Regions from separate parts of the Mus musculus genome. Here regions 2, 3, 4, 5, 6 and 7 are each linked to region 1. Evidence: chromatin loops called from intact Hi-C (ENCODE). Cell type or tissue: heart. All regions are shown on one strand. Region 1 holds the start of Rchy1 (ring finger and CHY zinc finger domain containing 1). Region 2 holds the start of Scarb2 (scavenger receptor class B, member 2). Region 3 holds the start of G3bp2 (GTPase activating protein (SH3 domain) binding protein 2). Region 4 holds the start of Uso1 (USO1 vesicle docking factor). Region 5 has its middle 20 kb from the start of Uso1. Region 6 holds the start of Cdkl2 (cyclin-dependent kinase-like 2 (CDC2-related kinase)). Region 7 holds the start of Ccng2 (cyclin G2).

Region 1 (4,000 bases):
GCCAAAGCAAAAGCCAGCTGTCACTCCTTATCTTGCTTGCACAGCTACACTTGATCTAGTAGATGACTTACTCCTTGAAACACCTCAGCTGGCCTCTCCTATTAAGAAAGAGGAAGAGGGAACAGAAAAACAATGCTTGGACACTCAGAGAAAAAGATTTTAAGTGTTGTGAAACACAAATTTGGTTGTGCAATTTCTTTGCAGGGGTGGAAGGGGAAGGCCAGGTATTAAATTCAGTTTCATACCACTTTGAAACTGTAAAAATATTTCAGTAGAAATGTAACCAAAAGAATATTTAATTCTTTATACAACATTAGATAATTGACCAGTCTGAAAAAATTCATCCAATGCAATGAATGCTCACCAGGCATGGCCTACAGAAAAGGGTTTAAGTTGCCTTACAGATCTAAGCCTATCACTTAGTCCTAACTTATAAGGTCAGTGACCAGCAGAGCTGATTGTGAAGGTGGCGAAGGAGGAGTTGATGACCACTGTGGGTGCTAGTTAATATATACTCCTAGTCATTTCTGGGGACACACCTCTTAAAACACCACATGTGCACTCTAGCATGCAATCATCACATGGTTTATAAAAGAGGGACTTTCCCTGTTGGCAGAGAAGGCTGAACCTAGAGACTCTCTGGTGAGGCCAGTACTCTAGCAATGACCTATATATACCCCCAGCCCCACCTCCTTTTTTTTTTTTTCTTATTTGCATTAGCATCTCCTGGCTGGTATTCCTTCTGCCTCTGCTTCACAAATAGCTGGAAGTATGCATCTCCTGGAGCTACAGGCCTTTACCACTAAGACCAGCTTCCAAACTTGTATATTTTATATGCAAGCTCTTTAAAAAGTAGCTTGCTCCAAATTACACAGCAAGTTAAGGACAATCTAAACTATGAAGGGAAAGCTATAGGATTCCAAGAGTCAAAGTTTCTTCTCAGTGGGAGGCGACTTCTGAAGACTGAAGCCAAGGCCTTCAGCATTATAAACTCAATTCTAAGGCTGAGTTATAACCCCAGCTCAAATCTCAGGCTTTCTCAACAAAATATTAAAACTGCTTCTTAAAAAAAAAAATCAGGTAAGTCTTAACTGTGTGAGAGTCATTTTTAAAAACTCTAGATGACTAGAACGTCTCAAGCAGGAAAAATGACAGCATATATGTATTAGGCACTCCTCCAATATCCAACTTAATGGCAATCACCCAACTCTCACTTCACACAGACATTTTCTCCTGGACAGGTCTGGGCATATTCCTAGACAAAAAAATGAAGCTGACAAGCCATACTATAAACTTCCTACACGTACAGAAATTATATTCTGATTCTTCCCTTGCTTATGCTTTCATCACTGCATCATACGCACTTGACAGAAATGCCAAGGCCCTTTCACTTCCTCATTCTACTGTCAACCGCAAATGACGGATAAACCCACAAGGGAGGTGAATTTAAGCAAGGGCCAAGTCTTTACAAACAAGAACTTGGCTTGCAGCGGCGATCGAGTACAGAGCTCCTGCTCGCCTTGCCAAAACGTTTCCTGCAAGGAGAGCCCAACTCCAGATGGCAGGTATCCTGACAAGCAGCTCGGTCTGAAGCTTCTGCCCAACCTGCCCTTGCCAGACCCGACCGCAGCTCATCGAGGAGGTACCCTCTAAAGTCGTCACCTTGAGGAGACAAGCTCTGTCATAGTGCTCGCAGCCCCGCGGCCCCTGCGCCAGGTTGCGGACGCCATCTTCCCGCGCCGTCGCCGCCATCTCCTCCTCCTCCTCCTCCACCACCTCCCCCTCACCAGCCACTGAACCTTTCCCCCAGCTTGGAAGCCACGCCTTAAGGAAGCAGAGTCGGTCGGACACCCGCTCCTCCTCGGAGCAGCGGCCACCAGAGTCAGGAAGGGGGGGTCCAATCACGTGATCTGCAGCATCCGGATTTCCGGTCCCTGGTGTAAGGGGTGGAAGCCAAGTGAGACGCTTAGTCCGTCGTCCACGTTAGTCGCTGTCGTCACTGCTAATGGTAGTAAGTCTTAGGTTGGCTCTTTTTCCCCGCCCCGGCATCGCTGCCAGCCCTGATTGCGGGCGAAGGGGACCGCTGCGTCGTCTGGCGGGCGCTGCTGCGAGCCGCCGGCGCCGGTGAGGAGCGGCCCCTCCCGCGGCTGCTCCGAAAGGGGGCGGGGCTCGGCGGCTGCGCGCGCAGGTCCGAGTGCCGGCGGCTGTCCCGGTCTCCTTTTTTCCCTGCGCCCCCTTTAGAAAATATTGTGCTGTCACCCACCCAGGACTTAAGAACGCAAAGTGAAAAACAAGTAGCCACGCCACGCCCCCGTGGAACTCACAAATGGGGAGGGGGAGAACGCCACGGCATTAGATGAGGTCACAACTTCCACACTGGAAGGACAGTCCTGTGTGGTGTCCCTGGGGAAGGAGACGCTCGAGCTGAAAGTTGAATGGCAAACAGTACGCCAGCAGGAGTTAGTGTGTACCAGACCTGTGGGAGAGAAAAATCTGGCCCGTAAGAACATGAGAGAAATAAAGAAGCCTGCAGAGTTTGAATCTCAGACCTCAAGGTGCATAACTTTATGTCCACTCTTACAAAATACCAAGACTTAGAGCATTTTATCAGCAAAACTTCAGGTGTTGGGATCTGGGAGAAGGGAGGCAATTGTCCGGGAGGAGATGCCTTTAGCTTAGCCCTGGAGTTACTAACTCGTTTTAATTCTCTTCCAGTTGTGTTAGGAGTTGCTAAAAACATGGTGAAAGGTTGCTCGGCCATTGGATGTGCCTCTCGCTGTTTACCAAATTCCAAGTTAAAAGGACTGACATTTCATGTGTAAGACTTTGCTGTACTCAAGCCAGATACTTTTAACTTTTTACTAAAAATGATTCTACCAGAGTCTGCAGTTACAAGCTTTTGTTCCCAGTCTTTTTAAAATAACCTTGTTAAATTTGAACTGACAATGGTCCCTTTATAATGTGCAAGTTTCAAGTGCCAAGGAATGAAAGACCAGATAGCACCCCCACCAAAAATAAAATACCCCCACGCACAAATTGTCAGGCTCGTCTTTGCTAATGTTTGCATTCTAACTGTGTTACGGTCTCTACTGTTCATATGTCGATCATCATCTAACTGAGGGCTCTGTTCAAATACCCATACCTTCTTTTTAGAAATAGATGAGGTGGAGTGGTTCACTGTAAACTACATGTTCAGATCAAGGATTATTTAGCTGTGTGAGTTTGAGGATTCTAATTTAGTGTTTAGCCATTCCTGTGACACCCTAGGAAGGGTCTAATAGGATTTAATAAGCATACTTAGGATGTTCGCAGCTTTTGTGAAGCACTGTTATTACTAGGGAAAGATCTAGTTACTTTACTAGGCAGGGAAATAAAAAGAACCTATGTGCTACCATGTCCCAAAACAATATTGAACTAGCTTAGAAATGTTGAGAAGTCTGATTATTGCCTCCTGTATATGTCAAAGTAATTGTAGCTCCAGAACCGTAGACGTGCCAGCTGTTCTCCGCATGAGTTCATAAGGCATTTATAGACCTGCTATGTATGAGTTGCTATACAAGTTATTTTCAGGTTTGACAGAAAGGAGGAAGTATAAGAGGCCCTCCTATTCATTGAAGACAAATTCTAGGTATCACCTCAGAAAGGGAAAGGCCAAAGGTATTCTTCAACCGCTGTAGAGAAAGAAAAACCTTTAATTGCAAATCTTGCTACAGGCTAAATGTCCACTGAAACATTCATATGCTACTATAAAAATTTAAGGGCTGGTGAGATGGCTCAGTGGGTAAGAGCACCCGACTGCTCTTCCAAAGGTCCGGAGTTCAAATCCCAGCAACCACATGGTGGTTCACAACCATCCGTAACGAGATCTGACTCCCTCTTCTGGAGTGTCTGAAGACAGCTACAGTGTACTTACATATAATTAAAAAAAAATTTAAATAAAAGCCATATGTATGAAGAATGATTGGCAGAAAAATCTAGATATTAAAACTGAGCTATGAGG
Region 2 (4,000 bases), 540 kb after region 1:
TGCACCCGCTCTGCAGCTCAGGCCCGGCAGTTCTGTAAGTCTGGTGTTGTGCTATAACTTATCAGTCAGTTTCTTCCCAGGAAGAAAAGCACTTGTGGCCAACAGAAACTCAGGTCCTGGGACGCTACTTCCCAGATAGATACCCCTCCCTGAATAAAAACGAATTCACAAGAATCGGTGTTTATGGCTGAGGTGCTAGGAGAAACCTTTATCTTACCAGATCCCCCCGCCCCAAAAACACCCAGACACATGCACACACACACACACACACACACACACACACTCACACACACAAGTGGATCCACAAATCATATTCTGACTGTTGTATTCCTTACTCACGCTACCAAAGCAAGAGTTTAAAGGGCTTGTTTTTCTCCTTGAACACACACAATCAGGGCAACAATGGTCTTTGAGAAGCTCACACAGTAGGCTTGGTCTTCTCTTGGCAATGCCATCTCATTAAGGCTTGAATAAGGCTTTGCCTTGACACTTAAAAAAAAAATCTTTAATTGCCAGACTCCAAGTAACTGGTTACTACTGCGAATCTCTATTTAGGGACATCATCTATTGGCATTTGGAATAAGGCAACTAATTTTATTAATCTGGAATACAGTGACTCCAAGCAGACTCTCAAGCCTAAGCTTTTGTACCTGGGAGACAGCAACAGAGATCAGCGAGACATTATGCATAAGAATGATGCTAATGAGAAAGGCTACCCCAGTGACTCATTTGTTTAGCTCTTTATTTTTAAAGGAAAAGGTGACCCTAGTAACTCTCTCCAGTTCCTCTTTCCACCGTGCCTGGTGAATGTGGGTGAAAGGGTAAAAGAAAAAAGTGACCAGGGTGGCCCCAGGATGGAGAAGTCTTCCACATGACCAGTTTTCAGGCCCCATCAAACACCCTGGGAGACAGGTCCAAATTCGTTAATTACCCAAGTAATGGCTGATGAGCACAAGTATGAAACAGAGACAGGGCTGTCTGCGAGACACAGAGCCGCTAAGCACTAACTGCAATGGATAAAATGTCACCCATTCCTAAAGCCTAGACTGTTTGCCATCTGCTCTGCCCTGCCCTGCCCTGCCCTGCCCTGCCCTACCCTACCCTACCCTGTCCAGCCCAGGAAGGAGAACACAATAGACCTCTCACCCACTTCTCATCCCCAGGCTCACTCCGTTTCAAAGGCTGCGCGGGCAAGCCTACAAAGCCAGCCTCTTCTGCGGTGCTTTTACGCATTTCTATTTCTTTGTCAAGTGCGAGGGAAACAGGGCTCAACATAGACCGGGTGCGTAGAGGGGTGTGGAGAATTGCTAAGGATAGAACGGAAACGCAAGGCTTTTCTACAAAGTCGAGATCTGTAGACTTACAGGTTATTTAAAAGGAAGAGTCACCTCAAGTCTCCACATCCTGCCAACCCGGGGAGGCAAACAAGAGCTGTGTTCTGCAGGCTCGGCGCCAACGCAACTCTCCCCACACAGGGTCCGCAATGGGAGGGTGGCCTAGAAAGACACCACACACACACACACACACACACACACACACACACACTAGCCTGCCTCACCTTCTCGATCGTCTGGTCTACCGCCTTCTGAAAGACTCGAGCCACTAGCAGCGTGACGCTGGTCACCAGCAGCAGCAGAGACAGCGTCCCCGCCGTGTAGAAGCAGCATCTGCCCATACTGCGCGCAGCTCACCGGCCAGGCCTGGGACCGAACGGCGAGCTGGAACAAGCCTCCGCCAAGGCCGAGCAGCAGCCGCCCAAAGCCCGGGGCCCCTGCGGCTCCCGCACCTTCTCCGTGCGTGTTCAGCCGCTGCCCGCGCAGTGCGCACAGCCCTGGAGTAGATACCGGAATGAGCAGCAGAGCCGGTGCGATCGCGAGTGCCGGGGCCGCCTGGCTTTCGTTTTCTCCGGCTGCTGCAGCCAGGGAGGTGCAGGGAGCGCGCAGAGCGGTGACGCGGGCTGGTGGGGCTCGCCAGCAAGCCGCGGCGGCGGTGATGGTGACGGCTGGCGACTGCGCCGGGAAGCGGGAGGGGCCGGGCGGAGGCCTTCAGTCATGTGCCCTGCAGCGGCCCCTGCGATTCGGCGGGGTTGCGCCTGCATCCTCTCCCTGCAGGCGGCGCGGTCATCCAGGGAACTGAAATCGCCCTTCCCCATTCGCTCTGCCGCTTTCTTTCTCCTTCAGATCTCTGCTGAGGGCCCACGGTGGGCCAAGCATGGGGAACCCCGGCTGGACGCGCGGTTTCCCTTACTCCAGAGGATCTCCCGAGTTCCTTGGAAGATTTAAGTACAATGTAACTAATGCTTTTACAAGGTGCCTGCTGACTTGTGCCTGATTTGTACCTGCAGAGCCTTGTTGGGTTGAACTGGGTCTTCAGGAATAAGTCAGAGTGTGTCCTCAAGAAAGTGAGGAGGAGGCGTTTGCCTCCGCAGACTGAAGGCAAGGGAGTTAACTGTTGAGTAGTCTAGGCCTTATGCTGTAGGGTTTGTGGTGCCAAGCCCTCGGAGATCAGATTTTGAAAGGCTCTGTGTCCTGATAAAGGGCGTTAACAGAGAAGCAAGTCAAGTAGAGCAGGTGTTTGTTGTCTATTTTGTCATCATCAGTTGAATAAGGGTTAGTTCCGTGACTGGCACACACATACAGACACACAAACACGCGGCAGCCCTATTATGAAGCAGAAAGAAGTGCTGTACAGGTTGTAAGAGGAACTGGAGTTGGGATGTGGGGGGTGGGGTGTGATTTCGTTAATGGGAAAAGGCAAGTAGGGAAGCTGGGTGCAAAGTAATACCTACAAGTTCAGCAAAGCCGTGGGGAGAGAGTAGTCCTTGAGGCAAACTGGCATGTCCCCAAATTCTGACATATCTCAGATGTAGACCTGCCTTAAATATCCCTGTTGTGCTTAATCAGCGGACTGGGAGCAACCTTGAGAAGTTAGTCTTTACCAGCTTGGGATAGATTTCAGTCGTGTTCAACAGCTGAGAGGCTCATCAGTCACTAATGCCATCTGCAGGGGAAGATCTGAACTGACATTTTCTTGGCCAGGCCAGTGTCCTTATCATTAAGGAGTCAGCCCACCAGGATGGAAAACACTCAAATAATCGTGACACTGGAGGCAGCCTGTACCATAGAGGGAGACCTTGTCTCAAAAGAGGAAAGAAAACAAGCAAAATAGAAGCACACAAAAGAAGCTCTGTCTTAAAATTGAAAAAATAGATAAAGGAAAAAACCCAGCAGAGTAAAATAAAATCTAAAAGAAAATGGGGGGGGGGAGGTATGTGCAATGAAAAAAATGAATTTAGATGAAAGTTACACTGTTGCTGGTGTACTACATAGTTAGTTAGACTCAGGACAATTGCACCTGCACAGATTTCTCTCTCTCCTCTCCCTCTCCCTCTCCCTCTCCCTCTCCCTCTCCTCCTCCTCCTTCCTCCTCCTCCTCCTCCTCCTCCTCCTCCTCCTCCTCCTCCTCCTCCTCCTCCTCCTCCTCCTCTTCTTCTTCTTCTTCTTCTTCTTCTTCTTCTTCTTCTTCTTCTTCTTCTTCTTCTTCTTCTTCTCCTCGTCATAATTTCCAAACAGTGGTGGTGTCCATGTTATTACTTTGTATTAAGGATTGTAAGTGACCTAAACTAAAGAATAAGGATAGATGCGTGTAGGTTCCATGCACATACCTCTTCTCTCTCTCTCTCTCTCTCTCTCTCTCTCTCTCTCTCTCTCTCTCTCACATTTTCTTTTAGATTTTATTTTACTCTGCTGGTTTTTTTTTCCCTTTATCGATTTTTTCAATTTTAACACAGAGCTTCGTGTAGCCTAGCCTCCATGTTGCTATGTAGGAAGATGATGACCTTGTGATCTTGCTTCTACTTGTCCAGTGCTGACAACATGGGTTTCTGATGTGCTGGGGAATCAAACCCAGGGCCTTTTCTTTTCTTTTCTTTTCTTTTCTTTTCTTTTCTTTTCTTTTTTCCAGACAGGATTTCTCTGTGTAGTCCTGGCTGTCCTGGAAC
Region 3 (4,000 bases), 120 kb after region 1:
CTAAATCAAGTGTTTACTCAAAGTTTGGTTCACATGCCTAGGGCTACAATAACTGCCAAATATGGAATTGGGACAAGAAATTACTATCCTCACTTAGAATTAGTGCATCCTTTTAAACTGCAGCTAATGGTTCCCCTGCCTAGGTACTTGGAACAAGCGAGGTATAGTGTCTAGAATCTAAAAACCAGAAACCTTAAGCTAATCAACTGCACAACAATCACACCCGGAGAGAAGGGGGCAATTTTCCTTGATTCAGATTTGCTGCACGTGTTTTGTTTTTAAGAAGCAAAAGGCATCTCCTCAATGTTTTTTGTGCTTTGGTTTAAAACTAGTTATATCTTGGGAGTAGAAATTGTGAACACGACCCTACAGCCCCCCCCCCCCCCCAAAGCACCACAGGGGTACCTAAATAAATCTGCCCTTAGAGACGCAGGAAAACCTCAATCAGACTCCACTAACGAAATCCACACCATTTAGGGAAACTTACGTTCTTCTCCCCTTGTCCTACCCCAAAGAATAGCAGGGGGAGAAAAGCCCATTCCCAAAGCACTGAAACGTCCTTTTTATTCCTGGGTAACAGGAGAGATTGTCTGCAGAAAAAGGACGTAGGAGACGCACGTTACAGTCCCAGTATCCGAACACGTTCGGGATAATCCGGGGAGGGCGGGGGGAAACGCCGAGCACCCGGCAAGTGGAGCGGCGGCCACCTTCAACCCCGGATTCAGTTTCCGGGCACAGAAATGGTGCCCGGAGGCCGCTACTTTCGCATCTGCGTTGCTTCTGCCTCCGCCGACACGGCCTCCTTCCCCTCCCCCACGGGCGGGGCGACGACCGGGAACTAGGGCCGCCGGCGAGCGGAGGAACCAGGCGGGTGGGCTTCCTACCCTGAAACCGCCTCTGCAGGAGCCCACTGCCCCGCTTCGCGGCTTGGCGCCCGTTGGCGCGCTCTGGGAGCTGGCGGCGGACAGGGTACCCCCGGGCTGCTTCATCCTAGCAATCCCCAGCCCCACCTGTGCCCTCCTCTGCACCACGCGCGCAGGTCATCCTCCTCCCCACGCAGCCTTCCGCTCACCTTGCAGGAAAGGCTCGGCTCTGCACGCACGCACGCACTCTTGCTGGCGTAGGCAGCCGGCGAGAACAATGTTTCCGCCGCACCAACCCCGACACCAAGCGCACACACCGGACGGTTGCCGCGAGCCGCGGAGCGGAGGGAAATGTCCCCTGCCGACCACCACACCGACCGCCCCTCTCGGCCCCCGTACACACCTCCAACCAACAGCGGCGGCGGGCACGTCGCGCGGAGGTCAGTAGTGTCGCGGGATCGGCCGCAGCAGATTCTCCTCCCTCGAAGCAACCCGAGGCTTCGGAATCCGGAGAGCCGCGAGCTCGGGGCCCCTCACAGCCACCTCTTCCCGAGAGCCTAGAGCTGCAACGAGCTCCAAGAACACGGACGTCCCGCCCCCTTTGCCGCCGCCCCCTCTTATTGTTTTACCCCTGCGGAAAGGGCTAGGGAACCCCCCAGCACAGCGCCAGCCAATCAGGCATCAGTTTGGAGAGCTAGACCCAACCTTCTCGCGTCCCACTGCGGAGCACGCGCAGAACGGCGCCGCGCTCGCTCGCTCGCTCGCTCGGGCGTCCGGAAAGCCAGGGAACCGGAACCGGCCTAAAGTCGGGGCGAGAGCCCGCTGATTTGACGTCACAAGGAAGCTGCCTTTCTCTTGCAGTGATGCTGAAGCCTCCCTGTCCTCTCAGGTGGCGCGAACAAAAAAGATGGCTCGCCGCTAACCAGTGGCTTTTACAAACGGTTATTCCTGGAGCCTTTATTCGTGATAAGAGGGAGCAAATTTAGTAATGGTCCTGGTTGCTGCGTTATCGGAGCATTAAAATGCAGTTTTGAACTCTGCACAGTGAGCTCACCTGTATTGCTTAATTAGCCTGTTTTAGGAAATGGAGGTTTAAAAGTCTTTCTCATCAATGTCAAACAGCTAGTTTTAAATAAGGGTGCCGAGCTATGGAGTATGGGGAAAGTATGACATAGGCTGTATGGGCTTGGGGCTTTTGTATGGCCTTGGTGGCTTCATCCTTAAATGGAACTTACTGGAACAAAGGCTGAAAGGCTTAAAATTTAAAAAAGAAAAAAAAAGCCACTTATAAATCTATGCCACTGGGACTTAGTTATGGAAACAACACTGCTTCATGAACCTTGATTCATGGGGAAAAAAAAGCCTTTGTAGACCAAATGTTACTTTGCCACTAATAGCAATGTTTTCAATTTCAAGATAGCAGAAGAAACTGGGAATGAAGCTATGAAACGGTGAAAGGAACGGAAGGGCAATTGAGAGGAATAGAACACATTTTAATCAAGCAAAATGCAGGATTAAATACATCCTCAGTTTTCCCTCACAGTAGAGATTTCCTAGAAGAAGAAAAAAAAAAGGTTCACAAAAGGCAATGCTGATTGGTACTTGAGCCTCCAAAATCTACACTGGCATTATTTTGGATTGCTTAATAATTTTTATATGCAAAATATATAGGCAGACCATCATTTATTAAATGACTCTGAGATGGTTTTTCTTAATGCATTACTTCTGCAGATTACCTTTTAAGTACAGTGTTTATAGACCAGATACGCTACTGGTATTTTATAAAAGTCACTTATGTCTCACAAAAACCCACTTACGTAATTACCTATTTGAATGCACACTTTACAGATGAGGAAAGTGAGACTTACGAGACGGTTTACCCTAAGGACACGCTCGTATTACTCATCTCAGCCAGGCTCGGGGCTACATACCTCTAATCCCAGCACCTGGGAAGCAGAGGCAGGAAGATCACAAGGTCTAGGCTGACCTGGTCTACGAAGCAGATTCTAAGTCAGCCAGGGGTACATAAGGAGACTCTCTCGATAATACTCAAACAAACAAGGACTACTCATGTTAACACAAGCACTCTGCATCCATACCCCACACCCCTAATTGTAAACGACAGAATGCTGCTACTATTGACTGCTAAAATTTCAACTGTTTCCAATCACATCGAATGCTTCTGGTTTGTTTTGGATATTTCAAGACCAAGTTTCTCAGTGTGGCTCTGGCTATCTTGGAAGTCACTCTGTAGACCAGACGGGTCATGTGTGATACCATGCTGGGCTCCATGCAGTGTTTTTGTAAGTATTCTTCATCCTGTAACCTGAGATAAGGTGTGTCTCCAGGCCTTGCTGTGCATGGGATCAGATCGGGGTTTGTTAAAACTCCCCTCAGCGTTTGTGATTCTGCAGATGTGTGCTGAGGGCTGAGAACAGGCACATCCCACAAGTACCAAGGGATCATAGAGCTGCTCTGGGAAACCATTCTACCACCCCTAAGACAGAGGGCAGCAAATGTCACTGAAGGAACAGCAAGTATCTTCTTCAATCTCCTCCTTTTATAATCCTTCAAAGCATAAGAATAATTCTAAGCTTAGCCCCAGGACTAACAAAAGCAGGCCTCAGGCAATCCCTGCCACTAAGACATACCAATTAATGTTACTTGTTTAAAAAAAAAAAGAGAGACTCAATTTTAGTAAATTAACTAATTCCCACAAGCAACTAGCATTTCTTATTTCCTAAATGTCTCTCGTCTGTTCTCTGAATACCGTCAGCTTTGCACGGGGTCAGGCTGGTTTCATCTTTCCATGATGAAGTAACAGCCTAGTTAATCTCTCTGCCTTTCAAAATAACCACTGTGAAGCAACCACTGTCCCCATGGACCAAGCAAGGAGGCCAGTGTGAGTGATATTCAGTCAAGTGGCTCAAGCCAAAACCCTGAGTGTGACCCTTGACCTCACCCTTTCTTTTATCAGATCACACAGCCAATTGTCAGTAAGTGTCAGCTCCCTCTATCCGAATTCATTCTGGATTAGACACAGCACTGTTTCTCCTGCTGTAGTAGGTAAAGCCTACCACAAACCTTTGCCACTTTGCTTAATTCCAGTATAGCTCACCCTTCTCACAAAAGCCAGA
Region 4 (4,000 bases), 170 kb after region 1:
TCCCTCAGATCCTTCCTGGGGCATAAATAAGAGTTTATACTTTATCTGCCTCTTTTTAGACCTCAAAACTCAAGTGAGCAGAACAGAACGGAGATTGTGAGACCAGGGAATGTGGTGGGTCACCCTCATCATTTCTGCACTCAACTGGCCGTCCCTTAGTCCTTCCCTCTGCCCTTCCTTCTTTCCATCTCTCAGTCCTTCCTGCCCACAGTCCTGTCCTTCCTGCCCAGGACCCAATGTTAGGGAATAAAACAGGTCAAATGATGGACACCTCCTCGTAAGTCATGACTACTGTGTCCAACAAAGTTTAAAACAAGGTATTTCAACGAGGTTTGTCCCTTAAAACAATTTTGTAACAATGTCAAGGTCCTGTGTTCCATTACCAAACAACAGAGATGTCTCCAAGCCCCCTCAGATCGTACCAGAGCCTCATCCCTTAAGGTAGGACAGTGAGACTTGGGGAAGAGGAGAGGTCAGGCTCAGGGCAAGGTGAGAATGCTAGGTGAGGGTCTTAGCAGGCTTTCCTTGGTCACTGGTGACAATTTAATGGTTACATTTTTTAGGATGCAACAAAATGCCTCCACGGAAAATGTCTAAAGCAAAATGTCAAGCAGAGGACAATAGTGGCACACAGTATTCCTGGCAATAGTATCCCACCATGCTCTGTGTCCAGGCTTACGACCTTGGGACTATCTATCACTACGGCCTGCATGGTGTGTGTTCTGTCATTCACGGGCAGAACAGATCGTCTCTCTTAGCATACTAGTCACATGTTCATTCAACAATTTATTCACCTATCCATCAAAATCACTCCATGATTAGTAAATACACTAGCAACTGATTTACAAATGGCCGGGTCATCAGATTTGGCTTATCAAGTTTGAATTCAGTGTCGGCGGCAAAGTGACAGCGCAAAGAATCTGCATCTTGATTTCAAGGTACTCTCTCCTGAGACGCTGAAGTGGAGGCTTAAGGAACTAGCAGGAATCTGCCCCACAAAGAGGGAAAGGGCATACTAAAGCAAGAGAAACATGTTGAGTATTTGAGGGACACTGGCGCTTCAACCCTAACAGGTGTGTCTGCCAAACTAAGGAGTTTGGATGTCATTATATAAACCGGGGAACCACTGGAGGATTCTAACAAGAGGACTGACATACTTCCTCTTGGGCTCACCCAAGGGTGTACTGTGGGAAGCCAGGGCTGGATGTAGACAAACTAGTTAGGAGCCTACTGCTGTAATCTCAGTGTGGAAGAATCTGAGAAATATTCCTGCACACCATACACTCAACATTGGACAGGTGAAGGAGGAAAGCCGGAGTCTTCGGATTCCTCCTTACAGACTAGGGGATTATTTGGGTAGAGGTACTACTGAGCACGCTAGGGCACACCGTGGAAGCATACTGATTTCTTTTTAGAGGGAGTCTGGGGGAGACATAGGTCTTAATCGTCACATCTGAGACCTATGGGGAATTGAAACCAAGAGAGGCATGAGTCAGTTGGTTTACTAGACTCCCTTTCAGAGTCAAGAAATTTGCAAAACCATGTGTACCTGGCAGCCTCATTTGGAAAGAACAAGTATAGCGATTTGGAAATATGACATTCTGCTTGCTAAAACCATTGAAAACGTAGAAATTAAGAATTAATTTTAAAAAGGGGGGCATTATGCTACCAAAATGACACAATGGAACAATTTATTTCCAACCTCTTATTAGAGATAAACGAAGGGGGTTACTTCTCACACTTGAAAATGAGCGGAGAACCTGGTGTTTAGATCAAGGAATTCTTTTTAGCGGGGCTGAGGAGCAAGAACTTAGAAACGCGCCCTCGAGTGGTAGTGGAATGAGGGGTCTCTAGCACCCCCTTTACCACCAAACAAAGCCCTGGGTAGAAATGCAATTTGCGAGGATCAAAAGGCCACCTCGCTCGTACCGCTTAACCGAAAGAACCATACGAATCTTCCAGGGGACAGGACACCCTTCTCCCCCTTACCTGTCACGCCGGCCAAAGGAAAATTTCACTTTCGACTCAACAAAAATAAACCCTCAGGTTTGACAGCTTGCAGTCCGTCCCGCTCTCGGCGACAAAACACCTACCAGCCGATGCTCCTAGTCTAATCAGAGCCTCGGGAGCCGACTGGGCAGGGCTGCGACCACGTGGGTGACCGCGGCCAGCAGCAGCAAGCAGCGCAAGGAGGAGGAGGGGGCGTGCCCAAGTGGTGGGAGGCCTGCTGGTAGGCGTGGCCTGTGGGGCCGGGCAGGTGGGCGTGGCCTGCGGCCCGGGGCTCCCTCCTCTCCCCTTTTGCCTTCGCCCTTCGAGCCGCCACGTAACGCCACGTCCCCGCGCATGCGCACCGCGGCTGGTGTCCGCGGCTGTTTCCGGGCTCGGGGGGCCGGAGAGGCTGCTGAGTAGGAGGCGGCGGTGGCGGAGGCCGGGGAGTGCGGAGAGCCGGCTCGGGGGCTAGGCCCTACGGGGGGCGGGGGGCGGTCGTGTTTTCTTTGGCAGAGGGGCTGGTGAAGCCGGCGGCTGAGCGACAAGATGAATTTCCTCCGTGGGGTGATGGGGGGTCAGAGTGCCGGACCCCAGCACACTGAAGCCGAGACGGTGAGCGCAGCGTCGCCGGGCCGGGCTGGGGCCGGGCTGGGTGGGTGAGATCGGGGCGTCTACGCCGCTCCCGTCGCCTGCCTTCTTTCCTTCCCCCTGCTCGGACGCGCGAGCTCCCCACGCGGCGGTGCAGCCCGGGCCGTGGTGACAGGAGGGCTTCGGGGACCCGGCACGGCGACGGACCGCGCGGCCCCTCCCTCCTTCCCTTTAACCTGTCGGCCGGCCAGCCTCGGTGCCGGCTGAAACCCGGCTCTACGGGGCTGGAAGGAAGTTAAGACCCAGCTGTTGGCGAAGGCTTGTGGCTAAGAATAAAACGATATTCTTGGGGCACAATGCCACCTGTTCCTGCCCCATCAGCTGTAAGAATGGGCGTTTGCCTAGGGTTGGTGGTTCAGACCCTACTTTTCAGGTTCACCCAAATGTGTCATGGGGCAATACTTACTCCTCTTGCACGCTGTAGTGATCTGCGCGCTAACCACTCTAGGGACTCTTCTGCTCTATTGGTGACATGATTTGTTAATGTTTTTCTTTTTTAATTATTAAGACATGGAAAACCGGCATTTGATTTTATGTTTAGGATACACTTCCTGGGAAGTTTGCAGAGCCAATTGGAAACTGCTGTGGATGGCTTACCTGAGAAAAATGAATTTAGATATACAGAAAAAAAAAAAAACCGCGTGTGACATTTTAAAGACAAACTTTGGGTAGTTGTCATAGCTCTGTTTTGTGGATTCAGAAGGGTCATAAAATAGGACCTGCAAGATAGGATGGAGTCTTTACTAATGAAGAGAGAATTAAAGTAACTTGACCAGAATCTTGGAGCTAGAATTTACTACGGGGGAAACTAAGAAACTAAGCTTTCTGCTAAGCTTAGACTTGATTGCTGATCCCGGGTTTCAGTTGTTAGCTGGCCCTTTTGGAAATAAGATTACCCACATTAATTAAGTTAGGATTACGTTAACTAACGAATGTAGTGTACTAATGTAGTTAGTGTAGTTTACGCATGTAGTTAGTACTGAGGGAGATGGAGGAGGCCTAGGACTGAATCCAGGGCCTGATTACATGGAGGGCAAGCATTCTGCCACTGAGCCAGACTTCCCACCAGGTTACAACGGAGCTGAAGGCTGTCACATGTGTTGTTTTTGAAAATCAGATCTCCTCTTCCCCCAATACCTGGCTTCCCTTGTTCCTCCCCACATGGCAACAAGGCTGCTGTTATTGGAAAGCCAGGGACTTTAGCTCACCACAGTCACAGCCCATCTCTTTAACCTTTCTGTGTTTTGTCTGATGTTTGTCTGTCAGAGACACACAAATTAAGAGCTGGCTTTGAAATGAGACCTTGATTTGAATCCAGGCTTCCAGGCTTGGTTGACTTGGACAGATCTGGGAAGGCTAATGC
Region 5 (4,000 bases), 150 kb after region 1:
CCCAAGTGCTGGGATTAAAGGCATGTGCCACCACGCCCAGCTTGGACAACTCTTACACTTGAATGTTAGCAGTCCTAATTCACTTGGGCACTGGGACATTATTAATTATTAAAGATTTACTTATTTATTCTATATAAGTACACTATAGCTGTCTTCAGACACACCAGAAGAGGGCACCAGATCTCATTACAGATGGTTGTGAGCTACCATGTGGTTGCTGGGAATTGAACTAATGACCTCTGGAAGAACAGTCAGTGCTCTTAACTGCTGAGCCATCTCTCCAGCCCCTACATGTTCTTTATTATATATTATGGGCTCAAGATGGACTGAGTTTCAACTCCAAATTCTGCCACTTGCTGCTGAGTGATGCTGTAATAGTGACTCTCTGCAGTATGGTTGTGAGGGTTACTTTATGTATTAGCAATGTTTAGGGTCTAGAACATGTCAAAGATGACCTCTACTGAAAGTCCATGTTAGGTCATGAAGAGCAAACAAGACTTACAAGGACCAATATGCATGCCCGGGAAGAGTAAAGGACCTCAACAATTAGAGTGAATGACAGGGCTGGGGAGGATGGCTCAGTAGGTAAGGCGCCTGCCTGGCTGGCAAGTGTGATGATGTGAGTTCAGATCCCCAGGACCCACAGAAACCTTGGCGCCTGCTCCAGCAGCCCCAGGCCTGGGGTAGAAGTGGTGGAAGGAGAGGTGAAGGAAGAGAAAGAGGAGGAGGAGGAGGAGAGATGTCTAAGCTTCCAAATAGCTCAGGGTTCTATTCCTAGCACCTACAACAGTAGCCCCAAAACATGTGTAATTCCAGTTTCAAGAGATCCACTGGCCTCTTTTGGCCTCTGAGGGCACCAAGCACGAATGCAGTACACAGACAGAAGTGCACAGTAAACACCCATACACATAAAAGTAAAATTAAAATTAGGAAATAAGCAGAGCCGGGCAGTGGTGGCGCACACCTTTAATCCCAGCACTTGGAAGGCAGAGCAAGGCGGATCTCTGAGTTCAAGGGCCAGCCTGGTCTACAGAGTGAGTTCCAGGGCAGCCAGGGCTACACAGAGAAACCCTTTCTCAAAAAACAACCAACCAAACAAACAAACAAACAAAGAAATCAGTAGAAAGCAACAGGTTAAAAGATAACCTAAGTCTACCTTTAGCATGTGTAAACACCCACGCTAATACGTACACACAGACCACACACACAAATAAAGACTTAACAAAAGCCCAGTAACTAAGTATAACTTTTTATTGGAGAAAAATGTAATAAAAGACAGACACAATGATACAGACTCTGATCCCAGAAGAAACAACACATTGACACAGGTTAGATCAAAGAAAGCCATTAGGAAACCGACGAATGAGAAGCCTTTCCTAGCTTCTTTATAAAGATTCATTAGTGTTAGGATTCATTATAAACTAAGGTTTAATGAACCAAGTTTTTAAAACGGAAGATTGGGCCTTAGTCCTGCCAAACATCCGTTAAATCCGAATTTGTTCGGAGCACAACTGAGTTGAGTGAAGGAAGATCTGGGATCCTACACTAAATGCTGAATCTTGAAAATAAAAATGTAAACATTCTAATTTAACGAATTAGCTAATTGAATTTTACTGCGACTACTGGCTGCTTTCCAGCAAGTGTATGAGTGAGATACAAATTTACTTCATAGTAAATTCGAATGTATACGCAAGCCAAGCCTCATTTACTGAGGGGTCAGGACTGCCACAGTTTCCCTGAAAGGAAGAAAGCATCCCTTTCTACTTCAAACCAAAACACTAAAGGCCCTGGAACCCTTGGGAAGGCCGTGAAGACTGTTTCCCGTGCCTTGTCCCTTGGCTGAGTCTTGAGGAATCAGCTATCTACCTGTTATAGACAGTTTTTATCAATTTGACCCAAATTTAGCCATACCCTGCAAAAGAGAAACTCAATTTTAAAATTACTGGCCTGTGAGCATGTCTGTGGGACATTTGCTTAATTGCTAATCCCCGTAGAAGAGCCCAGACCACCAGAGACAGTAACATCTTTGGGCAGGTGGGCTTGGGTTATATAAGAAAGGTATGAACTGAGCAAGCCAGAGGGGAAAGACCAGTACACAGGTTTGTATTTCAGTTCCGGCCTCCAGGTTCTCCTGCCTTGGCTTCCCTCAGAAGTCAAGGTGCTGATTACAGCAATGGAAAAGCAAGCTAGAACACTAGCTATCTCCCTCTCTGGACTTGGTTGAGAAATTTTACGACAGCCCTTAGCAACACGGCTGGCAAATGACTTTTACATGACAGGAATAAAAAGCCAGTCTTCACAAAGTCCAGTAACGGTCAACAAGAGACACTCCTCGCAAGCCGAAGATGAACCTGGCGTGTACAGCAGATGACCAACAGTGACGTCATTCACAGCTGCTCTGGTTCAAGTCTAGCAGCCAGAGCCCAGCACTGTGATTGCTGAGTCTTGCCTTCTGGTCCACATTTAGAGGGGAAACAGTGCCTCCCAGAGGCCAACATGAAAGAGCAGCAGTCAACGTAAGACAAATGGCAGGAGAGGGAACAGACATCTGCCAGAATGGAATCACTTAATATTATGGTCCAGGTTATGCCCTCCATGGGGATGGTCTCCCATCCTAGTACTAACTAAGCCGGAGCCTGCCTAGCTTCCAAGATCATATGTGATTGGGCATGCTCGGGTGGACACAAGCACAGACTGTGGGAATCATTTCTACAAAGTTGAAGCGTGTCGTTTCATTTTTATTTAAAATGTGAAGGTTCCTTTTTACTGTTCACTCTTTCTTTTGTCAGTGTCATCTGTCCCATGGGCTTCCAACCTATTAGTCACAATGTACTGCAGTTCTGTCACCTCACCCTGGATTCGAACTTGAGGAAAAAACAAATCAGCTCTGATGACCTCTGGCTTCAGTTTTAAGCTAAAAGTAGCTGAGGTAGTCTGTATGGGAAAGTAAAAGCAAAGCTGTATTGAACATCTCAGCATATGCTGGCCTTGGGCTAAGTGTGATGCACAGCCTGCTACTTCTCTTTTAAGACAGCTTATATGAATGACAGCTCAAAAGAGCTGGTCTGGGCTAAGCTTTAGGCCACTGGAAAACCCAACTTGAGAGACCAAGAGGGCAGGAAGTCAGTCTCAATCTCTCCTTGTTCCCAAGGGTTCTGGCATGGTCACTTAGCTCTGAGACACTATAGAGACAACTGAGGAAATTCTCTGTCTAGGTGGATCCCTGATCCTACTGGTTAGTTCTCCCATTTCACAAAGATGATAGTTTAGCTGGGAAAGTAAGTGAAGTGAAGATGGTCATTGGAAGCAGCCAATAACTAGAGGCTGAAGTGGAAAAGCAAGGGGGTGGGGAACAGGGTGCAGGCCAGATGGAGAAATCCCCCATCAAACCTTGGTCCTTGTGCTCTGTCACCTGTCACAGTTACTTACTGCCCTTCTTCAATCATTTCCTTCTCCATGAAAAGGGCTGAGGGCTACAGACACAGCTCACTGGTATAGTAATTGCCTGGGATGTGGGAAGCACATGTTTGATCCTCAGTTCCCAGAAAACAACATGTCAAAGATGAAGCCAGACATAGTGGCTCATAATTATCATTCCAGCACTTAGGAAGCTGACACATGAGGATTATCACAATCTTAAGGCCTACAAAAGAATTCCCATCCAGGCTGGACCACAGTGACACCTTGTCTCAAAACACAAAGAAATAGACAGAAAAGGAGAAAGCAGGTAAGTTGGGGCAGCTGAGGGAGGCAGTCTACATGAAGAGCTCAGGACAGAAGTCAGGAGTAACTAGAAATGATACCAATTAGTACTGCATTCACATAAAACTGATGAGTCCAAAACATGTTCACTGTACGATAGATACATCAGATTAGGGCTGGACAGAAGGCTCAGCGGTTAAGAGCACGGACTGCTCTTCCAGAGGTTCTGAGTTCAATTCCCAGCAACCACATGGTGGCTCACAATCATCTATAATGAGATCTGGTGCCCTCTTCTGGT
Region 6 (4,000 bases), 80 kb after region 1:
TTAGGTATATTTATATTTTAAAATATAAATATTAGGTGATTATACTCAAATGACGACTCACAGTTGAATTTTTAAGAGCCTGACCATACCAAAAAAACAAAAACAAAAACAAAACAAAAAAACCTTATCACAACCTCTTGGAAGGAAAACACTTCTTTCCACTTAATATTAATCGCATATGATATATAGAGCTAACTTACCCAGACAAGAAAAAGTGGTGATGTTTTAGTGGCTTCTAGTATATTCATAGAAAAGGGGGAAAACCAACCAACCAAACAAACAAAAAACATTGACTTTTTATTCTAAAAAATTATGATAATCCAAAGTATATATTACATTTTCAACACTTGTCACCTAAGTGTGTGTGTGTGTGTGTGAGAATCCAAAGTATATATTACATTTTCAACACTTGACACCTAAGTGTGTGTGTGTGTGTGTGTGTGTGTGTGTGTGTGTGTCTGTGTCTGTGTTAACCCAGGGCCTCCAATAAGCTAAGCAGGTGTTCTTTCTACCACTGAAGTACACCATCCAGCAGCCATTATTTGCACAGTGTAAATGGAGATCAACACAGAAAAGAGAAGATGGAGAGAATGAAAAGAATCCTAATTAAAATCAAATTCAAAACTCTTCACTATCTTATTACCACTTTGGGTATTAGATTCTACTTAAAACTATTTACAGTGTCATAGGCACTGACTTCCCATATAGTTCACATTTTAACTTCTTTTTACCTTTAATTACTTTTATAATAAAAAATTTACATTTGGAAAAACCTTCAGTGTGATTCTAACTGGCATAGTTTTTAACCTTCCCTTAAGTATATATTGTAAAGGAGTAAGCTTTAGGCTAGTGAAAATAATACAAATAGCTGGAATCTATAGCCTAGATCGTTTTTAAACATATTGTAATTGGCATCCTAGATATTTAAAGATGCAAAATGAACCAAATAAAAATGACCTTAATCATGTCTAAAAGGTTCTGAAACATATTATAACCTAGTATTATACAAGTGAACTAATCCAAATTTATTTTCCCAACCATGTAGACACACTACATAGAGCACACCTACTTGTTCAAGTGGGACTGTCTAAAATACCTTAAGAATATCATGGCCTAAAATATGCCTTGTTTCCTCAGTAACTTATAACCCATCAGTTTCTTGCCTTCTCACTCTTAAATCTATGGGTAGCACGTGGCATACAAAAAAGAAGTCTGGTGCGATGGCACTATAATAATTTAGGATATGTGCCATACAAGCATACTGTTCAAATACTACCAATGTTCTTTGGTTAAAATCAAACTGAAATTTCTTATACATAAAAGAACGAAATAACTGGGTTTTTACAAAGTATTATACTTACTATTTCTTCCAAACCCTTCACATGGAAAGAGCCAAAGGTTTTCAACTTGGAAACAAATTTAAGGTGATATGCATCTCGCTAGCAGATCTAAAAAGATGCTGACTAGCTAGCACACTAGCAATCCCAGTATTGGGATTTCCTCTGCGGACGCAATTACCGGTCCTAGGTGAAGCAGGCAGGGAGGCAGATTGGCTTCTGCCCTCCGCAAGCTCACACTTCCGAGGACTACGGGCCGCATGCTGCCGTCGTCAAGGCAACGACCTCACTCGGTCCCCAGCCATAGGCAGTCTCCAGAGAGAGAGAAAGGGCCCGAGTCAGAATGCGTCTGCGACAGGCAAAGACACAAGCACCTGTCAAGGACAACAGCTGCAGAGAAACGAACTGAGGAAAACAGAGCACCGCCGGCCGAAAGCCCTCGGGTCGCTCAGCTCAGGGAAGCAGCACCTCGCCAAGTAGCCCTAGGCGAAGGCGTTGGCCACCCTAGCTGCAAGGGGCGGCTCTCACCCGCCTGGTCCCGCCCCGCCTACGGCGGAGCCTCCCTGATCCTGATTGGCTGAGGCCTGTCGTCAGGCGTTGTGATTGGCTCTGTGCCACCCCGCCCCGCCCCTTCACCTGGAGCTCGCAGGTTCGCTCAGCTGACGGCCTCGTCCCCACACCTACGGTCTTAAGTTTGTAGGGACCTTTCTGCCGGCGCCAGGAGACCTCTGCTCTCAGGGGACCGCAGGTTGCCCCAGTGGCCACGAGGAGAGCCAAGGTGACGGTTCGCTGGGACTGAGGAGACCATGAGATTTCCCAGCTTGCCCGCCCGCGGCGCGGCGGGGCGCTGCGGGGCGCGGGCCCCACCCGGGGAGGTTCCGCCCAGCCGCGATTCCTCGCTTCCTTTCGGTTCCGGGCGGTGGACCGGAAGAGCCTAGTAGTTTATTTAGCCGAAATTGGTGGGATGAGATCTGTTGACAGACCTGACAGGAAAAAGGACCCTGGGACGCCAGCCTGGTAGGGAAAGATTTGGGGTGGAGCCCAGAGAGGACCAGAAAGCAAGAAAGGTAGGTGCTGACTGCAAGCGGCGCAAGCTGGAGCTTAAAGCTTGCCTTCAGCTTGAAGACTAGATTAGCCACGACAGGGCAAGATCGGAAGACCATTACCAAGCATATGCTGACGTCGTACGAGAAGCCGGGAAATGCTTTATCCCTCCTTATTAAGGGACTGAGATTGTAAGGCCAAATAGTTTTACTTGTATTCACCTATAGCCACACAATTTGTACTCAACTAAATATGTTTTTTTTTTTAATAGCTCGATCCAGGAAAGTATCCTTGATAACAGACACGTATATGCCTAGCCAGCACCCAGGGGTTATTCTTGCATAGTAAGGTGTAAGAGCAATTGTTTTATAATTTTTCTTAGTTCGGTACTGCATTAATCTCCCGGTGCTCAGTTACCATCATTCACCAAACTGCTTAAAATCGAGTTCCCGAACCTACAATTTTGAGAACCACCTCTGGAAACAGGGTATGGGTTTTTGGTTTTTTTGTTTTGTTTTGTTTTGTTTTGTTTTTTTGGGGGGGGGTTGTTTTTGGATAACCCAAGATGTGAGTTATAATGTAGCAATGAGCTGTGACCAACTTGAAGATAATTCCCATCGCTTTACTCTAGATTGTAACAAACCCCATGAGGTTTAAATAGAAAAATATTTATGAGTGTTCTGCCTGCTTGTATGTCTGTGCACTGTGAGCGTGCTTGGTGCCCACAGAGGTAAAAGAGGGCGTCAAGACCCCCTGGAACTGGAGTTACAGTTGGTTTCTGATTGCCGTGGGTCCTCAGGAAGAGTGACAGGTGTGCTTGGCCACTGAGCCATCTCTCTAGACATTCATGTGAACTTTTATGTACAAACAGGTTTATTAGGGTGGGAACCTCATATTTTACTTTTTTCCAGTTTTACAAAAAATAAACAGTTGAGTAGCAAAATTAGTGGTATACATGGGAACTGAAAGGACAAAGGCTATAAAAATGGTGAACAGGTGTTGCTTGAGAAAATATTTAAAAGTTGGAAATAACTGTAAAGGAACTAGAGGGTAGTCAAGAAGTACAAGTTCCTTTGGGAAATAGGGTAGTTCAGTGATGGCATGCTTGCTTGGACTGCACAAAGCCCTGGGCCCCACATCCAACAATTTATACACTAAGGCATGATGGTTGTGGCACAGCCCTCTAATCTCAGCCCTCGGAGGTAGGGAGCAGGAGTGCCGCAAAGTCAGGTCTCTCTCAGCTACTGACCAAGCTCAAGACCTAGCCTCTGTGAGGCACCATGAAGAAGGGAAGGGGGAGGAAGATTATTCTGTCTGTCATCCGATTACTGAAGAGGAAGGAGATAGATGTTATGTAGAACAACTAGGATTGCTGTTTTCTTCTTGAACCATAAAATAACTGGCAGAGAAAAATGGTAGGGAAGGAGGCAGCATCAGTAATTCCTGAAATACTAAGTGTAAGGGTTTATTAGTCCAGAAGAATTCAAGGAGAGAAAACATGCACATTACCTAGCCTAAATCTTTAGTAAATTTCATTTTTCTATTAAACCATACTGGTCAGCCTGGCACGTAGTGAAAACTTTAGTCCCCAGCAAGCATATGTCTTGAGTTCAAGGCCA
Region 7 (4,000 bases), 1.3 Mb after region 1:
CCGCCCAACTTCAACAAGTCAGCTGTGTAACCAACTAGTTGAATTTAGCTTTTTTTCTTTCCTGAGTCAGATCGATTAAAAAAAAATTATCTCGGTAAGCATCTTGGAATGTTAAGAGCTTGACTGTTTATTGCAAAATACACCGGTGGTACAACTAAGAAGTTCAGGACGCCCTTCTGCACTCCTGGAAACGCTGTTACAGAGTTATGTGACCTCGGATTTTCGGGGTGTGACCAGAGGCGACAGCCTCGGGCCTCGCCTAGACTGAGCTAGAGTTCCTAGGCAGCTGTGGACCCCGGCACGTAACCGAGCACCACAAATGCCACCCACCCAAGCATGCGCAATCCAGACCCCAGAGTTGCTAAGGCCCCGGAAGAAGATAAGAGAGTCGGGATATATTGAGAGCCAATCAGAGGACGCAACAGCCAGTCGGCCAGCCAATCCAGATTCGAGATTAAATCAAGTCCTCAGCAGTCGGCTTGCCCCACCCTTGTCCAATCAGGGAGCCCGCTACTTTGGGCGGACTTTTCAAAACAGCGAAAACAAAACAAATCGGGGGACCTTTAAAAGGTGTGAGGCGTCCAGAAACTGTCTCCTTCCGCTCTCCGATCGGCTCGCTCATCTTTGCTCCCTTCCGGTTCCATTCTGAAATGAGGCTGGAATCCAGATTCCACTCCCTACCATAGATCCTGGCTCCGCAAGGCCAAGAGGAACAGAAGGGGCCAAGAGAGGCTGGGAACTGAGGCTCGGAGCAGGGACTCTTTTTCTCAGATCCACTGGGCGAGCGAGCGAGGATCCCTCCGCGCGCAGTCACGCGCCCCGCCCCTTGGGGGCGTCGCAGACTCAAAACAAAAACAAGGGGTTTGCTCAGCTCCGGAGGCTGCGGCGGAGCCGGGAGGAGGTGGCGGTGCAGGGCGGGCGCTGAGCCCCGCTGAGGAGCAAGATGCAGCCGGGGCTGTGAGGCCGGGCGGCGGCGGGGAGGTCGGATGCGGGTCTCGGGGTGCCGCTGAGGAGGCTGGTCCCTGAGCTCGGAGACGGGTCCGGACGCCCCCGCCGCGCCGGTCCGTGACGCCGGGGCCGACACGGTGAGTGGGCCTCCCGGGTGGCTCTGGGTTTGGTGGCTCCGGGTCTGGATCGCGGTTTGCTTTGATGGTGGAGTCCCCCAGCCGCAGCTGAGGGACTGACAGGGGCTCCAGGGTGTTCTGAGGCTATACGGTGGGTTGACAGCCCCGGGGCTTCGCACCGTTACTGAGCCCAAGTATTAGGCTACTGCTCGCTGCGGGCGTACTGGACTCCCCACTGTCTCCCCAGCATCCCCCAAGCTACTGGGCCGCCCTGTCTCGAGTTGCGGGGCTCGTCAAAGCTGCAGAAGCTGCGGGGGTAGCTTGGAGGTGGGCTCCGCGACGGGCTCCCGGGGCGGGGCTCCGAAGCCGCCTCCTTCCAGTTCTTTGTTCAGTCTCGAGACTCCCCCTCCCTTCTCTCCTATTGTGCAACGCCCCGCCCCAGAACCCGCTTCGGTGGCTTCAGTCTTCCGGTCCCCCGCTTTCCTCTAGGGCCTAGAGTCTAGTTAGAAGTCCCTGCTGTGCTGTCCAGGTGATGCGGACAGTAGGGGACATTACGCTTCTTGGACACTTTTCCTGTACGTCAAACGCTGTCGGCCACAGAGCTGATCAGAACTAGCCCTGGCCAGCGGAGGTGACCGAGATACTGCCCCCCCATGCCACGCCTCCATGTCTTTAGGGGAGGATTCCCCTGAGGCTGGCGGACGTGACCGATCCCCCCCTCACCCGGTTCTGGCTTGCGTGATCTGGGGCGCCCCTAGCTGGAGGGATCGCGGCCAGCTCCTTCTGCTCTCACACCCTACGTATCCGGATTATATTCTTAACCGGCCGCGGTGTATTTGCTGCAGATGAAGGATTTGGGGGCCAAGCACTTGGCAGGTGGCGAAGGGGTTCAGCTTTTCGGATTGTTGAACTTCTACCTGGAACAAGAACAGAGATACCAACCTCGGGAAAAAGGGCTGATCTTGATGGAGGCTACCCCGGAGGTAAATTTGAGAATTGATAGGACTTGGGGGAAGGTGGGAAGGTAACTTTTTGGTTTTCCTCGTACCAAATCAGTACCAAAGGCTAAAAAGTTAAATCCAAAATTGGCCTCACCGTACTAAGAAAAAACGTGAAACGTGAAAGGGTTCTGCTTTTGTTTTTAGTGAATGTGGAAGTTATACCAAGTGTACTGTAGAGGCGTTTCTTCTGGTGGTGGGAAATTCCTAGAGAATATTTCTAATAGGATCTTAGATTGTGTCAGAAAAACCTCATCAAGGAACCCACATTCTGCTGTAACTACCTTGGGTGGGGCAACACTTCACGTTATATTGAGTTGGCTAAAGTTCTGTATTGGATAAATTTTAAAAGTAGTGATTTATCTGAACGTAGTGTGATAGCTTTAGGAGGTCATGTGTACAATGGGGAAAACTAAAGGGAGAGTAGGTTTTGAACCACCTCTATTCCATTCTAAGAAAATAAACTTTGATTCTTGGTTTTTAATTTCAGAATGATAACACTTTGTGTTCAAGACTGAGAAATGCCAAAGTGGAAGATTTAAGAAGTTTAACTAACTTCTTTGGATCTGGCACTGAAACTTTCGTTCTGGCTGTCAATATTTTGGATAGATTCTTGGCCCTTATGAAGGTATTTAATTGCTTTTTATAAAATCCATATTATATTTTATATCTTTATTTTTTGTTAATTTTTATTTTATCTTTTGATACACGGTTTCTCTGTGTAGCTCTGACTGTTGTGGAACTAGTTCTATAGACTCGGCTGGCCTCCAACCTCAGAGTTCTGCTCGCTTCTGCCTCCCACTCCCAAGTGCTAGGGTCAAAAGTGTGTGTTTCCACTTCTGACAAATCAACATGTTTCCAATGGCCAGTGCCCAACACAGTCTCTAACACATACAGGGCTCAATATTTGTCAAATGAAATGTAATAAAGCCTCCTGATTATAAACTTATATTAGTCAAATTGTGATCATTCATACTAGAGAGACTGGAAAACTGTATTTCTGCGTCTTCAATAAGGTTTTGCTGTGCCTCTTAAACATGTCCTCTAGTAAGACATTACAGAGGCAGGCCACTATACTTTAAGTACTCTGTGCGTGCTTCCAGGGGTTCAGGGAGTCAAGAAGAATTAACTAAAATTCACTTTGTGAAAAATACTGTAATATCTGTTACAGGCTCATTTATAAAAGTGCCCAAACTGAGTGAGAGGAAAGAAGCTAGACTTTTTATAAAAATAAAATACTGTGTGTGGTGTGTGTGTGTGTGTGAGAGAGAGAGAGAGTGAGAGAGAGAGATTTTCATTAGTTATCCTGTTTCCCTTGGAGCCTTCGTGGTTTTAACACTGAAGCAGGACAAAGAAGTATAAAATTATGCTAACGTTGATCTGCTCCCTTCTCTGTAAGGCCCTTCAAAGCAGGCAGCCACCGTCTTATTAATAGTCAGCAGCAACCGTTAAAAACATGGAAATTCTCTGGCCAATAGGATCGCTGTCAGCTGCTGGGTCACTTTTTAGGGCCCTGAGAAGAAAAGGGCAGCCATTTGTCCGCAGCAGCAGCTGTACATATGTCCTCCACCCTGCAGGGTTCGTGGGGGTGCTTTTCCTGGGCAAGATTACATCACATAATGGTAGAGTTTCATACAAAAAGAGAAGATGCAGAATAGTTTCCCTTCATCCAGTCAGGAGAGTGTGTGTGGTATGTGTTCAGAGAGTTTTTTTTTTTTTTTTTTTTTTTGAGGGAAGATGTACTATTCTCAGTTTTACTAAGTCAGAAATACAAACTATATTTCAGTGCCAGAAAGCAAGCTTTTAAACCAGTTTTGGGATTTTTTTTAATTTGCATTTAAATTTAATAAATGCTTATATAGCCATTTTTTTTTCTTGTTAAAGAGTTTATGGTGGTCTGAAATGTAAAATGATTGTGGGTAAAGGTGAGTGCATCTA

Evidence for each region. A loop is a pair of places that touch in the nucleus more often than their neighbours do. Peaks named below come from ENCODE experiments on the same cell type or tissue, not always from the same donor. Only the 100,000 strongest peaks of a DNase experiment are listed, where the experiment ranks them.
Region 2: a loop joins it to region 1, with 4 times the contacts of the local background. A loop is called at or near these places in 3 of 42 quality-filtered maps.
Region 3: it touches region 1 in a loop (5-fold over the local background); 4 of 42 quality-filtered maps call a loop at or near these places.
Region 4: it touches region 1 in a loop (4-fold over the local background); 8 of 42 quality-filtered maps call a loop at or near these places.
Region 5: it touches region 1 in a loop (5-fold over the local background); 11 of 42 quality-filtered maps call a loop at or near these places.
Region 6: a loop joins it to region 1, with 5 times the contacts of the local background. A loop is called at or near these places in 13 of 42 quality-filtered maps.
Region 7: it touches region 1 in a loop (4-fold over the local background); 4 of 42 quality-filtered maps call a loop at or near these places.

What each region holds. Positions count from the first base shown.
Region 1 is chr5:91,960,968-91,964,967 of GRCm38, forward strand. It overlaps Rchy1 (ring finger and CHY zinc finger domain containing 1), which reads right to left and starts at 2,101. Exons shown (of 9, transcript NM_026557.4): 1 at 1,663-2,101. The coding sequence starts at 1,752. It also overlaps the pseudogene Thap6. In heart, no CTCF peak of the experiment used is centred here; a DNase peak (open chromatin) is centred at 1,884; H3K4me3 peaks cover 3,170 bases; H3K27ac peaks cover 2,708 bases.
Region 2 is chr5:92,503,634-92,507,633 of GRCm38, forward strand. It overlaps Scarb2 (scavenger receptor class B, member 2), which reads right to left and starts at 2,024. Exons shown (of 12, transcript NM_007644.4): 1 at 1,559-2,024. The coding sequence starts at 1,675. In heart, CTCF peaks have their summits at 2,095 and 3,003 (motif pointing left); DNase peaks (open chromatin) are centred at 18, 1,228, 1,998 and 2,818; H3K4me3 peaks cover 2,759 bases; H3K27ac peaks cover 2,288 bases.
Region 3 is chr5:92,082,263-92,086,262 of GRCm38, forward strand. G3bp2 (GTPase activating protein (SH3 domain) binding protein 2) reads right to left here and starts at 1,482. Exons shown (of 11, transcript NM_001080795.2): 1 at 1,267-1,482. It overlaps Gm46933, which reads left to right. Exons shown (of 2, transcript XM_017321256.1): 2 at 610-1,903. The coding sequence ends at 1,311. In heart, no CTCF peak of the experiment used is centred here; DNase peaks (open chromatin) are centred at 869 and 1,519; H3K4me3 peaks cover 2,314 bases; H3K27ac peaks cover 2,263 bases.
Region 4 is chr5:92,135,563-92,139,562 of GRCm38, forward strand. Uso1 (USO1 vesicle docking factor) reads left to right here and starts at 2,376. Exons shown (of 24, transcript NM_019490.1): 1 at 2,376-2,601. The coding sequence starts at 2,536. It also overlaps a transcript of G3bp2 not described here. In heart, CTCF peaks have their summits at 1,850 and 2,727; a DNase peak (open chromatin) is centred at 2,209; H3K4me3 peaks cover 3,047 bases; H3K27ac peaks cover 1,408 bases.
Region 5 is chr5:92,115,601-92,119,600 of GRCm38, forward strand. It overlaps a transcript of G3bp2 not described here. Among named protein-coding and RNA genes, the nearest start is that of Uso1, 20 kb to the right of the region's middle. In heart, a CTCF peak has its summit at 2,493; a DNase peak (open chromatin) is centred at 2,401.
Region 6 is chr5:92,040,826-92,044,825 of GRCm38, forward strand. Cdkl2 (cyclin-dependent kinase-like 2 (CDC2-related kinase)) reads right to left here and starts at 2,217. Exons shown (of 14, transcript NM_016912.2): 1 at 1,974-2,217. In heart, a CTCF peak has its summit at 2,140; a DNase peak (open chromatin) is centred at 1,926; H3K4me3 peaks cover 1,694 bases; H3K27ac peaks cover 985 bases; H3K27me3 peaks cover 296 bases.
Region 7 is chr5:93,266,713-93,270,712 of GRCm38, forward strand. Ccng2 (cyclin G2) reads left to right here and starts at 861. Exons shown (of 8, transcript NM_007635.4): 1 at 861-1,085; 2 at 1,910-2,047; 3 at 2,553-2,690. The coding sequence starts at 1,910. In heart, CTCF peaks have their summits at 806 and 1,836; DNase peaks (open chromatin) are centred at 429, 829, 1,399 and 1,799; H3K4me3 peaks cover 3,253 bases; H3K27ac peaks cover 2,425 bases.